3 separate regions of the Homo sapiens genome follow, and regions 2 and 3 are each linked to region 1. A link is a contact called in ENCODE Hi-C or POLR2A ChIA-PET data. All regions are on one chromosome and are shown on one strand. Each heading gives the region's core, a stretch centred on a gene start or an enhancer-like site at or near the end of the contact. The rest is flanking DNA. Distances are from core to core; before and after follow the strand shown. Region 1 has its middle 98 kb from the start of IKZF1. Region 2 has its middle 14 kb from the start of FIGNL1. Region 3 overlaps IKZF1 (IKAROS family zinc finger 1).

Evidence for each region. A loop is a pair of places that touch in the nucleus more often than their neighbours do. ChIA-PET counts read pairs that join two places held with the same protein, here RNA polymerase II (POLR2A). Pooled maps may share reads with other maps.
Region 2: a map of GM12878 shows a loop between it and region 1 (2.6-fold over the local background). The contact joins two enhancer-like sites. A Hi-C loop is called at or near these places in 4 of 168 maps with a recorded cell type or tissue (GM11168, GM12878, psoas muscle and 1 more) and 6 of 50 pooled maps. POLR2A ChIA-PET finds 5 or more read pairs at or near these places in 5 of 52 experiments (A673, CD4-positive, alpha-beta memory T cell, OCI-LY7 and 1 more).
Region 3: a loop to region 1 is called in a pooled map, with 4 times the contacts of the local background. The contact joins two enhancer-like sites. A Hi-C loop is called at or near these places in 10 of 50 pooled maps. POLR2A ChIA-PET finds 5 or more read pairs at or near these places in 7 of 52 experiments (CD4-positive, alpha-beta T cell, CD4-positive, alpha-beta memory T cell, GM12878 and 4 more).

Annotation. Positions count from the first base shown.
Region 1 is chr7:50,204,996-50,208,374 of GRCh38, reverse strand. No RefSeq gene overlaps it. Among named protein-coding and RNA genes, the nearest start is that of IKZF1, 98 kb to the left of the region's middle. RefSeq lists a silencer at 1,527-1,576 and enhancers at 883-1,812, 2,593-2,772. Within about 2 kb of position 1,679, at least 6 of the 41 ENCODE cell types and tissues checked have a DNase peak (open chromatin) inside an H3K27ac peak, as active enhancers do; they include CD4-positive, alpha-beta T cell, where a contact is called at or near this core.
Region 2 is chr7:50,434,629-50,438,007 of GRCh38, reverse strand. It overlaps the pseudogene RNU6-1091P. Among named protein-coding and RNA genes, the nearest start is that of FIGNL1, 14 kb to the left of the region's middle. Within about 2 kb of position 1,712, at least 3 of the 41 ENCODE cell types and tissues checked have a DNase peak (open chromatin) inside an H3K27ac peak, as active enhancers do.
Region 3 is chr7:50,395,148-50,398,526 of GRCh38, reverse strand. All of the region lies in intron 7 of IKZF1 (IKAROS family zinc finger 1), which reads right to left. Among named protein-coding and RNA genes, the nearest start is that of FIGNL1, 54 kb to the left of the region's middle. Within about 2 kb of position 1,511, at least 5 of the 41 ENCODE cell types and tissues checked have a DNase peak (open chromatin) inside an H3K27ac peak, as active enhancers do; they include CD4-positive, alpha-beta T cell, where a contact is called at or near this core.

The DNA of each region.
Region 1 (3,379 bases), core at 430-2,929:
GCCAGAAAAGTCTTGATGATGTTGTCCCTCCAGCCTCCTGTGCAGTGCTGGGATTTCACACATTGGGCCTTCCCGTGGTGTTTCACCCCAGAACCCATTTTTTATCCTCCCTCCCTGACCCCAGCATGCCTAACCCAGCAGTTAGTTCTGAGGGACAATACTTTAAACCCTCATGGCCTCCCTCACCCACCTTCTGGTGGCCAGCCTCTTGTCCTGGACTGACTGTGGCCCTCCACCCCGGTCCCTGCTCCCCCTTCGTGCCCTGCATCTCTCTTCCACAGAGCGCGTCAGCTTCACAGCATCCCCCAGCGCGACAGGTCCCACTCACAAACCTCCCGGCCTACCCTAATTCTGGGAGTCAGAACCGACGTCCTTCCCAACTGAGTTTCCCACACCCCACCCAAGGCCGCCTCTCCATCTCCTCCCTGCCCTTCCCTCGGCCTGGAAGGGCCACTCCTTTCCCCCACGTCTTGCTCAAATGTCACTTCCTCAAAGAGGCCTTCCCTGGCCACACCCGCTGGCCCATGCCACTCAGCTGGAGTAAGTCTCTTGCCAGCACCAGTGGGAAAGAAAATATCCACATTCAGATTTTGTCTTTGCTGCTATTTCTGGTCAACTTTCTCTCATTGGAAGCAACGTTCCCTGAGGGGAGTTGGTTGGAGCCTCCCCAGTTTCAGCCCCAGTGCTGCAGCGATGCCAGCCGTGGAGTGGCCACAGGGTCAGCCCAGAATGAATGAGTTTGAGGTGAACAACCTCATACCCGCTTTTCCTAACCCCTCCTTTTTAAGCTCCTTGATGGAAAACTTTGCTCGTTACATCTCCTTGCTTCCATCTCTGCCTGCTCCAGCGCCTTCCTCTTCCCCTGCCACCCTCCCAGGAGCATGAGCTCCCCATACACTGTGCACCCCAGGGTGTTTCTGCCCAGGGGCAGGCTAACGTGCAGTGGGGGCTGCGGCCTAACGTGGACTAGAAGGCCTTGGGTCCTGGTGCCAGAGAGCTCACCTCTCCCTCCTTCCTCGGCATCGCGGCCTTCCCCATGGAGGTCCCATCATCTGCCGCTGCTGCTTTGTCTTAGAAAACTCAGGGACACTCACTCACTGCCCCTGCTTCATGCCCCTCGTGCGTCCACACCACACAGTGGCTTATAGGGTACCCACTCCACGAGGGAGCTTAGGCAGATCCTGATGGGACAGAGAAACAAAAGCAGGAGCCCATTTCCAGCAGCGTTGCGTTCCGGGGGGTTCCTCTCCTAATCCAGGGGACAGAGGAGCTCACCGGTGATACTGCTGTGAGGGGAGAGGTGCGGCGATAGAGGGTGCTGTGGGACTCCCCAAGGACCCCATCGGCCTGGTGGGGGCTGGGGGTGGGTAGCCTAAGGTCAATTCCATCCCAGATTTATCTGGCCCAGCTCATCAGTCCCAGGAGGGATGCCTGGTGCTTCCTTCTCTCGATCCCCCATTCTCCCCGAGCCCAGTCAACGCCTGTGCAATGTGATGAGTCGCTCCGTGTTTAGGGAAGCGACTCATCACGGGTCCAGCACCCTTCACAAGCTGCCCCGTGTTCCTTTTTAGCTTCACCCCCACCCCCCACTTTGCACACACTCTACACACTGCAACCTCAGCCGACTTCCGTGGCCAGCTATGCAGGGTCTTGTTGGCCAGGCTGCTCCTCTGCCTGGAATAACCTCATCTTCCTCCCTGGCAGGCAAGTGTGAGTCACACAGGGCTTCAAAACATACTAAAATGTCACCTTCTCTTTGAACTTACCTGCCCCTCTTCCTGGCTTGCCCTCCCCCATCCACAGCCGATGCTGTCTCCTTTTGAACTCCCGTCAACTGGGTAAGACTTTGGTGCTGGCACTGCCTAGGTACATCGTAATAAACAAGTGCTTATTCACAATAGCAAAACAAACCTGGAGCCCATCAACAGTGGACTAGGTAAGGAAAACATGATACCTATACACCGTGGAATACTACACAGCTGTAAAAATGATATCATGTCCTTTGCAGCAACATGGATACAGCAGGAGGCCATTATCCTAAGTGAATTAACACAGGAGCAGAAAACCAAATACCGCATGTTTTCACTTGTAAGAGGGAGCTAAACATTGGGCACACATGAACATAAAGATGGCAGTAACAGACATGGGGGACTACTAGAGAGGGAGGGAGGGAGGGAGGGGGAAAGACTGAAAAACTACCTATTGGGCACAATGCTCACTACCCAGCTGATGGGATCAATTGTACCCCAAACCTCAGCATCAAGCAATATATGCACGCAACAAACCTGCACGGGTACCCCCTGAATCTAAAATAAAAGTTGAAGTGAAAGACAGAAAGAAAGAAAAAGAAAGAAAGAAAGAAAGAAAGAAAGAAAGAAAGAAAGAAAGAAAGAAAGAAAGAAAAGAAAGAAAGAAAGGAAGAATGAGAAAGAAGGAAGGAAGGGAGAGAGAGAAAGAAAGAAAGAAAGAAAGAAAGAAAGAAAGACAGACAGACAGACAAACAAGTGCTCCGCGAGCTCCAGGAGGGCAGGAGCTGATTTCATTCCCTGCAAATCCTTGTGCCTGGCTGGGTGCCAGCACACAGTGGGTGCTCAAAACATGTGGGCTGATGGAAGAAGAGAATTTGCTTCCATCACTACAACTGTGAAGTCCTTTAAGATAGCAATGTGATAGACTTGACCCCTGTAGAAAGCAGAGCCACGCTGAATAGAATCAGCTGATTTTTTTTTTTTTAACATCTGGCGAATGATTTCATGGGATCTGGCCTCAGTTTCCTCCCTGAGAGCGTGATGCGGGATTCTGTCTGTGGGCTCCGCATTGGTTGATTCAAGGACCTGGTCAGTACTGCCATCTGGTGGCCGTTTACCCCATTTGCAGATTGGGCTCTTAAAAGCTCCAGCACAGTAATTCTGCAATCATTATTATTTATTTATTTTGGTAAAATTCCCATTTTTTTCCCAACTCACAGGGGAAGAAAAAATACTTTTAGTGTGAGAGGGAGAGGATTTCCTCACCATTATTTCCCTCCTAAAATCCCACCCCCACCCAGACCTGCACAGTCCACAAGGAGAGCCCATGACGAATAGCCTGGCCTTGGTGGAAACCCACGGCACTCTCTGGCTGTCTGCACTTATGCATCTCCGAGGAGAGCAGAGATCGCCTTATCAGACCTCCCGCAGCGAGGTAAGCTTCAACTCCAAGGTCAGGAGCAGCTCAGGCTAGGAGTGGGCCAGCGACCCATTCTGTGCTCTGCTGCAGGCCCCTAAATGCAGCATTTGATTTCTCTTAGGACAAAATGAAGGCTTGTTAAATATATATATATATTTAAAAGGCAAGCACAGCCAACCAGTGCCACTCTCATTGCTTTATCTCTCCTTGT
Region 2 (3,379 bases), core at 463-2,962, 230 kb before region 1:
CTGTGAAATAAAGGCCCAGGAAACAAGAATTCTAATGGTTAAAATAAAAATCTTAGTGGAAGAACTGAATTTTTAAAATGGAAAGGGCTGAAACAAGATAGTTAAAAGGAAGAATAAGCTGTGGAATTATTTTACAATCTTCAGCAGACAGAGCTAGAGTGAGGAGTTAAGTAGTATGACAGATTCCAGGTAACTAATATCCATATAATGGGGAATCTATAGAAAGTAAAAAGGAGAGAGGTAGATGATAATTGCATTATTGAGAGCAGATAATTCTTCTGAGTGAAATACATAGTTCATATCAAAAGCATCTACTGAGTGTGTGGTGTTATATATATATGTAGGTTTTTCATCCAGGGTTCTTTGGCTCATAACTCCCACAGCCCTTACACAGTCTTGTTATAATGTTGGATGTGTTAGGCCTCAGGTAGGCCTCTGGTGTTCTGCCCTCCTTCCACTCTAATATTCTCCCACCTTTCTGATTGTGGGTCTTAAGACTCAAAATTCCAAGAGGACAGGGTTCAGAGAGCTTCCCAATAGCTGAACATGTGGAGGTTCCGGGAGAGTGGTGTGCCCAGGTAGGGCATGGAAGCTTCAAGCCTCTTCCCCCATACCTTGCCCTAGCGTTTCTTCGTCTGTATTTTTTCCAGTATAGAGCAATAAACTGGTGAACTAAGTGTTTCCCTGAGTTGTATGAACTGCTTCTGCAAATTTATTGAACCCAAAGAAGGGGTCATGGGAACTTTGAAGCTGGTTGGTCAGAAGTTCTGAAGGCCCGGACTTGGCGACTGGTGTGGAGGGGCAGTCTTGGGGACTGACCCCTCAGCCTGTGGGATCTGACACCATCTCTAGGTAAATAGTGTTGGAATTGAATTAGAGGACATGCAGCTGGTGTCTGCTGATGGGTGTATGGGGAATTAACCCATATTTGATCACAGAAGTCTTCTGTGTTGATGATTGTTGTGTGAGAGTAGAGGAAAAGTGCGGTTAGAGGGAGTTTTCTCTAAACAGTGTTAAGCAAGAATTGGGGATGGACTGAGACATACCTTGGTAAAGTCTCTGGGGAAAGAGAGCAAGAGAGCACAACCAAATAGGCAATCTATAAAAGACTAAGAATCAGAGTGTCAACTAAAGTGTCAAATAACATTAAATGCTGGAAAGTAACGGGGCTGAGTGCAGTGGCTCACGCCTGTAATCCCAACACTTTGGGAGGCCAAGGTGAGAGGATCACTAAAGGCCAGGAGTTTGAGACCAGCCTGGGCAACATAGTGAGACACCCATCTCTACAAAAAAAAAAAAAAATTAGCTGAGTATGGTGGCATATGCTTGTAATCCCAGAGACTCGGGAGGCTGAGGTAAGAGAATCACTTGAGCCTGGGAATTCAAGGCTGCAGTGAGTCATGATTGCACCACTGCATTCCAGCCTGGGTGACAGAGTGAGACCCTGTCTCTAAAAAGAAAATAATAATAATAAAACAGTGCTCACAAAGTTCTGGGGGCAAATAATTTTGAGATTAGAATTGTAGATCTAAGATGTCAAATGGGCGACTACAGTAAATTCTTGTTTAGATACAGTGGACCCCCAAATTATCATATATTCTTTCTGGGAAAGAAAGAGGAAAAGTCCCCTGAAGGATGCCTTAGGCAAATGAGAAATGAATCAGGATAAGGAAGTTAGCAAAAGGGAAGCTATAGTCCATGCCAAGCCACCATGAGCAAAGGAACCAGCAAACCCTGTGACTAATTAAGTCTAAATAATTTTTGACAATGTAGTTGCACAGTTTAATACAACTGTTAAAATGAATTCCTGAAATAAAAACATAACATTAAAAAAATGCAAAACTAAAATTCCAGAAGATTTCAACAAACGGATAAAAGATAAGAAAAATAAAGCAGCTGCTCACATTTTATTGTGTTATGTTTTGTTTGAGGGAGTTTGGCATATATTCGGGTAAGTCTTGATGTTGAGAGAAAGTATGTAGGTTCAGGCTTAGGACTGGGGCATTGAGGCTGACAGGTGGGGCCCATGGCAGGCACAGGGTGTTTGAAGTGAAGCCTGTGGGGTGGGTTGGGGTGTGTCAGGCTCTGGCCACATAACAGCAAGGGCAGAAGGCAGTCAGAAGGCCATGGGGTGAGGACATTGCAGGGAACCCTACTCAAGCCATGTGCTTTATCCACTAATATTTTTAAAATTTATGTATTTATTTTTATTTATTTTTTGAGACAGAGTCCCGCTCTGTTGCCCAGGCTGGAGTGCAGTGGTGTGATATTGGCTCACTGCAAGCTCCGCCTCCTGGGTTCACGCCATTCTCCTGCCTGTCTCCCGAGTAGTTGGGACTGCAGATGCCTGCCACCAAGCCTGGCTATTTTTTTGTATTTTTAGTAGAGACGGGGTTTCACCGTGTTAGCCAGGATGGTCTAGATCTCCTGACCTCGTCATCCGCCCGCCTCGGCCTCCCAAAGTGCTGGGATTACAGGCGTAAGCCACTGTGCCCGGCCTATTTTTTTATTTTTAGAGTATTTTTATATGGAATACTTCATGAATTTGCATGTCATCCTTGCTCAGAGGCCATGCTAATCTTCTCTGTATCATTCCAATTTTAGTATATGTACTGCCAAAATGAGCACATCCACTAATCTTTTAGAACAGTGACTAAGCAAACAATAAGATCACATTTTTTCCTAAAAGGATGATATTGTCAGGAGGCTTGGATGTTACTCTTCATAGAGGACAACAATAACAATAAGAAGTCAGGATTTTAGAGTAATATATCTATGGAGCACAGGAGTAGTTTAGTGTAATTTATCAACTGCAAGGGCTCTGAGTAGTTAGAAAAACAGGAATAATATGGTACAAAAACAAAGTAAATCCAGACTCAGAAATTCAGCCACTGCTCCCATTACTGAGCCCTATCATGAAGTTGGAACATATGATAATAACTAAATCAAAAAAAGGCAGCTACCATTTTGCCATGAAAATGACTTCAGTAGACATTTGTCTCATTAAAGAGAGGATACTCCCTCCTGTTTTCAGCAAATTACTGCTGAAATCCTTTGGACTGAATTAAACTAGGCAGACCTGGAACTGTCACAGATGTTGCCAAGACAATTATTGGAACTCCAAGAAAATGATAATTAACATATTACCTCTGAATAATGAGAACCACATATGAAATTTTAAACCTGGTAGCCATATTAAAATAGTAAAAGGAACCAGGTGAAATTAATATCCTATTTCAACATGTAATCAATATAAGAATTGTTTATGAGATACTTTATATAAATTTTTCTTCTTCGTATTGAGTCTTTGAAATCTGGTGTATATTTTGCATTTAAAGCACATCTCAGTTCCACCTCACCATAGTTCAAGCGCTCAGTC
Region 3 (3,379 bases), core at 262-2,761, 190 kb before region 1:
TTCTGATCTTGTAAGAGTCAGCCAGATAAGGAGGGTTGATAAGGAGGGTTTTGTGTCCCAGTGTTGGGGACAACAAGAAGGAAAGTTCTGAAGGGAGAAGGGGCTGGGAGGTGTGGCAGGACCGAGTGAAGGTTGGGGAACCAGAGCCCTAGGTGGGGGCAGTGCTCGAGAGGTAGGCAGGAGGGGCAGGCAGAGGCCAGCTAGGCAGAGACTTTGTCTAAAGGAAAATGGAAACCACTGAAAGGTTTGAAGGAAGAAGTGGCCTTCTCATTCACTGTGGAAAGAACAGCTTGAAGAGGGGCAAAAGTGAGGGATAAGTCAAAACTTCCCCAATGTGCAGGTTATGGCTGATGATGGCTGGTGAGGGTGGTGGCAAGGGAAGGTCCCAACACCTTCCACGATGCACCTGACACTGAGGTCATCAGCTGGTTCTTACTAACAGAAGGATAAATTACTCTGTAATTCATACATTTACTAATAGTCCTTTTATAAAATCTGTGACCATTAAGAATTGTCCAGGAATATATGCCCCATTATACCATAAAGTACCTTTGAGTTTCATGTCTTATTTTGTAATGGATATGTATCATATAATAGCCTGGTTTCCATTCGTTTTCATCTACTGGTGGTCAGAAGTGGCACATACTCTGATTAGAGAAAAAAAACTTGTGCATGGCCAGTTACGCCCTCCCAGAAACAGAACAGGATGAAAACCCTATGAAGCTGATGGTAGGGACCAAAGAAGTGGTGTTTCTCTCCATTAAAGGTCAGAAAAAGTAATTGTATAGCACTGCTGAAACCACACAATTTTTTTGTTTCTGTTTTTGTGTTGAGCAGCTAAATGTCTTGTTACACTAACTCCAGAGAAGAATGAATCCATTCTAGTTTGTATCCAAGTCTATCCCTCTACCAAATCAAGGCAAGAAAAGGAGGGGAATGGACTTTGTAGCCAATTTTGCTAAATATAAAAGTCTTTACAGCCCCACCAAAAGGGTGCTTTCCCACCTAATCATCCTGTCTCTCCCCAAGTCATGGTTCTGTGGTTTCCCAAGCAACCACTGAAATCTGTTGTTTTCAAACTTGGTATCACAACAAATGGGTGTAGGAAAAAAATCAACATATATGCCAGATTACTGTGCCACATGAAAATTACCATAGAATTTCTCTTCCTTAATACCCAACAAAACAAGAAAAATAAAAACCTATAAATTTCTCTTAACAGCAATCAGCTAAAGGAACATGTCATGTATAGTCATAGAATATTATATATACACATAATTATATATAATATGCATTTCATTATGGCGTGTGTGAGAACACACATACACTCAAAGACTAGAAAGAAACAGAAAATTCTGACATGAGATGTAGGGCAAAGCTTTGCTGCTAATCTCATTTCCAAATCTTTAGGTGTGAGTCAAGAATAACCTCAGAATTTTCCCTCATAGCCTCATATCTATAAAGACATGATTCAGATAGGTATCTTTTCCCTGTTCTGATCAGAAAAGCATTTGAAACCTTGGCTGACAAGAATCAGATGAACATGGAGAAGTGAGCCCCTGCGGGCTCCCTGGGACAGAAGCAAAGTCCTCTGTGGTCTACACTGAAGGGGAAGATGGCCCAAAGCCCCAGAGAATCTCCTGTGGGGATGAAAGCATTCCCCAACTAGGTACAGTGCTGATGGCTTAGGGTATTTAACTAAATTTCAGATGAGGGAGAGAGAGCAAAGGAAAAGTATTTTAACAAAGGCTGCACTTTGCCTCACCAAACTCCTCCAACCCCATCTTTGGCATTCTTTCAGGATTTAGAAAACCCAATAGCTCTCACAGGAAAAAAAAATATAGTGGGAAGAAGGCTGAAATGTCAATCAAGCTATATCAGACCAACTAGAATAAGCAAGATGAAAAGAAATGTCAGGGTTACTAGGAAAATATTTTCTAGAAATACAGGGGAAGAAAGGAAGTAAAACACAGACCATAGAGTCCCTCCTAGGGGAAAAAATCGTTAATTCCAACAAGAGAGGAAATGCCTCATAATTGCTTCATAACATGGAATCAATTTTAAAAGTATTCAAAATAAAATGCAAAAGCAACAGAGTAAGAGGAAAAAAGAGATTTCGGGTCTCAGGAGACAAAATAAGGAGCAAAATAATATTATTATAAAATTAATGCATGGATTAAAAATAGCAAGTAATAGAACAGGAACTACTAAAAATTAAATTACTGACAGAGGAAAACCACAAGAGAACAGTGAGTAAATGTAAAAATAGACAAAGAAATAAACAAAAAACTTTAAGAACTGTTAACAGATATGGAAGACAAATTATCTAACATATGGACAACTGGTATCCCTCAACAGAGATCACAATAGATGGAACAAAACATATTTATATAAAAGAGAATTTCCCAGAAATAAAGAGAAAAAAAAGGGACTCTCTAGACAAAATGGCAGGAATTTTTTATTCCGAATGAATAGACCAAGATACATCCTAATTAGGGTATTTAACTTCAAGGTTAAATAAAGAACCCTCAGGCATTCAGGAATAAAATGCAAATCACCTTGAAGAAGAAACAGTTACACTAGACTTGATGTTTCCACAGCAACATTCAACAAGCAATGCCATCAGCAAAATCTAAAAAGTTCTCAAGGGAGAAAAAGAAAGAGTGGCCCAAGACCATAGACTCTGTCAAAATGCTCATCAAATACAAAGGCAACAGGCCAACATCCTCAAAAACAATACAATGATAGAAATAGAACATCTATAGAAACTTTTTTTTAAAAAAGTTGCTTGAATGTAAAGTCCAATCAATTAAGAGATTAATCAAAATAAACATAAATAAGAAGAAAAGGGCAGGGTCTGATCCTTGAATCTATTTAAATAGAGTTAGTAATAAATAACTAAACTACTATGAATTATGATTACAGAATAGAATGTGAATATTACAAAGCTGGACAATGTAAAAATAATAAGATAATGTGAACACTGGAACACTGAATGTGAACTGGAATACTGTCCTTATTTTTCAAAGCAGTGAGCCAGTAGATGCTGCTTAAATTGAAACAAATGGATTAAAAAAAATTCAAATTTCTTAATGTTTTTCATAGTACATATTTTTAATCTTAGAGGATCCTTTAAATATAATATTCCTTTATGTCAGAGGATATTTAAAATAAGCCGCTTCTCTAGTTTTGTTTGGGTCTTTTTTCACCTCTTGAATTTAAGGCATGTATGATAAGTTGGAATATTTATGAAAGTATTTATTTCATATTTACCTATCCATCAATCCACCTAATTCATCAGCCTATCCACTCACATACATATGCAACAGAAAATATTTAGAATGATACTTTTCTACTTTTAATATTGGTAATTTCTGGA